Linked DNA regions of Mus musculus: region 2 is linked to region 1. The links are chromatin loops, found by intact Hi-C in ENCODE. Cell type or tissue: heart. All regions are shown on one strand.

Evidence for each region. A loop is a pair of places that touch in the nucleus more often than their neighbours do. Peaks named below come from ENCODE experiments on the same cell type or tissue, not always from the same donor. Only the 100,000 strongest peaks of a DNase experiment are listed, where the experiment ranks them.
Region 2: it touches region 1 in a loop (2.1-fold over the local background); 2 of 42 quality-filtered maps call a loop at or near these places.

What each region holds. Positions count from the first base shown.
Region 1 is chr2:85,282,585-85,285,084 of GRCm38, reverse strand. No RefSeq gene overlaps it. Among named protein-coding and RNA genes, the nearest start is that of Olfr987, 48 kb to the left of the region's middle. In heart, a CTCF peak has its summit at 1,241 (motif pointing left); a DNase peak (open chromatin) is centred at 164; H3K4me3 peaks cover 282 bases; H3K27ac peaks cover 531 bases.
Region 2 is chr2:85,523,538-85,526,037 of GRCm38, reverse strand. No RefSeq gene overlaps it. Among named protein-coding and RNA genes, the nearest start is that of Fads2b, 5.9 kb to the right of the region's middle. In heart, no CTCF peak of the experiment used is centred here; no DNase peak of the experiment used is centred here.

The sequences.
Region 1 (2,500 bases):
ATGTTTCTTCAAGCCACATCTCAGTACCTCAAAGATTATCTTTTAAAACAGCTGTTGCTCAACAACTACTTATGGCCTGAAATAAAGGAAAACACTCCCACGCCAACTTTACACTCGAAATAGAAGCTACAAAGACACAAAAATACCCAGGCCGCTATGGCAGCCTGATTCCAGGCTTTTTATGGAACAAAAAGCCATTTGGGCTCTCGAAGACCTCCCTCCTCCTCTCCCTGACTATTGTCCCGTCTCTCCCAAGCACACACTGCTGAGCTGGCAGCAGGGAACAGAGGAGAGCAGCCATCTGGAGCTGGAGCCAGCCTCCTGTTCCTCTGCACCCAGGCAAGCAGGTTCTTTCCAGGGACAGTGGCAATAAAATAAAAACTCTCACTACTGTGTGCTGAGCAATTGACACGGTGAGAGGTAGTCTGCAGCTTCTTGAAGGTCAAATCCTTTACAAACACCTACTAGGTGGGTAATCTGCTCGTTCTGCCTTCCTAGGTGAAGAAACTGTGGCAGAATGTTCATGCTCTTTCTCTCCAGCTATACAAAATAAGTGACTGAAATCTCTGTGTTCTCTTAGCTTGTGGAGGCTGGTCGGGGAGGAGTAGGAATGGACGAAGGTAAGGAATGAATAGTTATACTAAGCCAAATTCTGGACTAAGCAAGCTACAGAAAATCAAAACAGTCCAAATTTATGTAAACACAAGAGTGTGCTTAATCATAGGAGCTATATACAGTTTAAAAATTATTAATATAATCAGCGATATTTGTCTTATCAAAGAAAAATAAATCCACCCTGTAGCACAAGCCCAGTTCATTTAAATCTTTTTTTTCTTTTTTTTCTTTTTTTTTTTTTTTTTTTTTTTTTTTTTTTTTTTTTTGTTTTTCGAGACAGGGTTTCTCTTTATAGCTCTGGCTGTCCTGGTCTCACTTTGTAGACCAGGCTGGCCTCGAACTCAGAAATCCGCCTGCCTCTGCCTCCCGAGTGCTGGGATTAAAGGCGTGCTCCACCACACCCGGCAAAAGTTGTTTTTTTTTTTTTTTTTTTTTTAAAGATTTATTTATGTATGTGAGTACACTGTGGCTTTCTTCAGAGACACCACAAGAGGGCAACAGATCCCATTATAGATAGTTGTGAGCCACCGTGTGGTTGCTGGGAATTGAACCCAAGACCTCTGGAAGAGCAGTCAGTACTCTTGGTTAAGTACTCTGGGCCACCTCTCCTGACCTCCATTTAAATCTTTTAACCCCTTGACATGGACACCATTACTGCCCTCTGTTGGTAAAGTGAGGAATCACAAGGTCCCATCAGTTAAATGATTTACTTGGTGTTTAGGCTCAACCATACTGTGCATGCCTTCAAATAGTACACTAACCATAATATTGCCATTGTTGTTAGTGTGATAGAAATAATATAAGTGATTGTTTTCTTAGGGGGGTGAGGTTTGATATTTAGAGGCAGTCCATGTGACTTTGGATTTCAACTACAACATACAGTTGTATTATCATAGATAGGTAAGTCAGTCTCTCTGTGCATATTCATTTATTTATAAAAGAAAGGGAATAATAGTGTTTCTTTCACAAAATTATTAAGAATATTGAAATGAGAGCATCAGCTATAAGTGTTTAAAGAAATGCCTGGAAAAAATACATTAAATAAAATCCTGTTGCTACTGCTAATCTTTTTGAAAAAGAGAATAGAGTTACAGGGCATATGTTATGTACCCAAGACTACACAGGGAGAGGAAAACTAGAAAGAGGTTTTCGGACCTGTGCTGACCAATAGAGAAGGTAAAGTACAGAGAGGACCAGGGCTTCTTCTCACAGCCTTCAGAGGGCCACTTCAGACAAGCCTAGAGAAATGGTAGATCAGACATAGCTCTAAAAGTTTACTGAGGGCCTCTGGTAAATCCTGGAAAGTTACAGCCGTTGACCCCATTACCACAAGCATGTATACCTGTGCAATGAAAAAAGTTTACCAAAAAGGTTTCCTCAGATATTTCTAGACCTCCTTGTACACTAGCCAGAGAATCTCCAAAAAAGAATCCTACCTTGCATAACACATCTCAAACTCATTCCCCTTGCACTGATTTAGACAGAAGCTTCCAAAGTGATCAAAACCATACTCTCGCTCCCGTCTCTGACTGACCATGTGAAGTACAGAAGTGTAATGTTTTAGTAAAGTTTAGAGGACTTGTAGTGTGGGGAGCCTCATAGAAATCAAAGGATGCAGATGGAGTCTATTGGGAGAGTGCTTACCTGCCACACGGGAGACCCTAGATGCTGAAAGGAAAAATCATTTGATGGGACTTTGTCAGAATCATCCACTATAAAAGAGACCAGGACAGACTGGCCCATGGGAGTAATTCTACCTGAGAACTCTGATTGCACTAAACTCCTTCCATCTCCCATGCATCCTAAAAATAATTCTGGAATGATTAAAAATTTAAAACTGTTCGAAGTAGCTGCATGTAAAAAGCAATCTACACAGAGGAGACTG
Region 2 (2,500 bases), 240 kb before region 1:
CTATACATGGAAGCTTTTCAAAAAGAAGTAGCATAAAAGAGTTGAAAGATCTTTCCCTGTTTGTTTAATTTGAGTCTTGTACCTACAGGCAGCATTTGCTGGTATCTGAATCTCAGATAGGATATGATGACTTTCATTTTCACCCCAAAGAATGATTATCTCATTTGTAAAGCACTACTACAAGACTGTCACAAGTGTCACCTTTTTGGTTGGCTTAGGACATTAAAGAACTAGGCAACGGTCATATTGATGTGATCTAGATTTAAACAACAGAAGTAAAATGGAAGGAAGAGCAGGACTTTGGGGGAAAGGAAAAAGGTAAGAAATGTGTAAATAAAACTAAGAGGGTAATGGAGCCATGATTAGAACCAAAATTCATTTTATATGTGTTTGAAAATGTCCCAATGAGGGGACAAGGGAGATGGATGGCTCAGCTGGTAAAGTGCTTGCCACATAAGCACGAAGACCTGAGTTTAAGCTACACAACCTACCAAAAGAAAGTCAGGTGTGGCAATATGCATTTATAATTGCAGTTCTGGCTTGGGACAGAGATAACTTGCTAGCCAGCTATCCTAAAGTAATGGATAAGCTCCAAGAGAGTATGGTCCTGCCTTAAAAAGAAAGATGAGCTATATCTAAGGAATACTATTTGATTTTGTCCTTTGGTCTCCACAGGCCAATACACACATAAAAGTCATGGTATAGCCCATTATCTTTTACAACAAAGATGTGCTGAAGGAGAGAGAAAAGACAGCAAAGAGAGGGAAGCTGAAAAGGAAATTCAGAGTGATACTGTGGAGGATCAGAAAACCAACCCTGTGCTGATGACAAAAAAAAAAAAAGTAAACAAAAAACAGCAACAACAACAAAAAAAAAAAGGAACCATCAGCCTGCCTCCAGCCTATGACCTATACTTGATGCTTTTCCCATCAATTTATTCATGATTGTTCTTCTTTTGCCCTGACCATTTAGCTGTCTATCCTCATATATCCTGCAGGGAAATCAAATTACCATAAAGACTCACTACCTGACGGGAGCAATTGTTCTTTGAGTATGTGTTGTCATTGGATACCATCCTAACTCAGAGATATATACACAGCTGAGGACTTGGAGAATTAATCTGCAGCAGGTAGGAATGCAAATTAGCACAGCCACTGTAGAAAAGGAGCATAGACGTCCCTCAAAGAAAGATAAAGAAATAGAACTACCTTATGATCTAAAAGTTCCTACAGCTCTTTTTATATCCAAAGGAAGGTATGTCTGTAGGTCAAAGAGACAGCTATATTCTCATGCTCATTGGAACTCTATTCACAATAGCACAGAAGTGGAAGCAAACAAAATGTACATTGAGGTTTATACATAAGGCAAGTGTGGTTCACAGTGTATTGCACGTGTGCACGCGCACACGTATGTGCACTCACACACATACCTGTGCGCATTCGCGCATGTGTGAGGCAAAATTCTTCAGCCATGAAAGTTTTGCTGCAGTAATGAAGCTGGAAGATGTTTTGTGAAACACAGAAGAGAGGCACTTACTGGTGCTTACCAGAGGCTGGAAGGCGTGAGGAGCATGAAACAGAAAGGGTGTATAATGGGTAAACCCATCAGGTAGCTTAGAATTTCTTCTCATGTGTGTGTGTGTGTGTGTGTGTGTGTGTGTGGATACACACACACACACACACACACACATAACGCATCCTGTTTACTATCCTCTCCACCATATACACACACATAACATTTCCTCTCCCTTCCATCCTTGTTCATGGCCCTTCCATCCCTACAAGTCCCTTTTCCATGTTGGTGTCTTTAGTTTTGGAGAGCCCGTTGAGTTTAGCCAGCACCATCTCCATGTCTATGAGTTTGGAACTATTCAGTGAAGCTTGGTGGTTTCACCAGTGGCTACACAACTGAGAATAATGACTCTTTTCCCCTGAATCCATCAGTATCCAATATGTCAGCAGAACTATTCACTTCTGGCTATTAGCAGCCCCAAGTGTTTTTAACTATTTTATTATTCTAAGCATATCTTGCCTGTGTATATGTTTGGGGGTCAGAATAGGGCATCCCTGGAACTGGAGTTACAGACAATTGTAAGCCACCAGTTAGATGCTCAGAATCTAAACCTTGGTCCTCTGCAAAAGTGATAAGAGCTTTTAACTGCTGAGTGAACCCTCTAGCCCCCAGTTTTCTTTCTTTCTTTTTTTTTCAGATCTAGTGCCATCAACCACAGTTGTTGTCAGTTCATGATTTCATTTACATGAGATAACCAGAAGACAGCATTTCTTGCCCTTCTCTGCCTCTTCTATGCACTGCATCCTTCTGATTCTCCTTTTCATGGTGTGCCCTGGGCCTTAAGGAAGGTGGTATACATGTTCTAGTTTGAACGGAACAATCAAAGTTTCCTTATTCTCAGGACCTCATGCAGTCATGAGTCTCTGTATTCATCAGTCTCTGCAGAAAGAAGCTTCTATGACTAACTCTGAGAAGCCTTTGTCTGTGG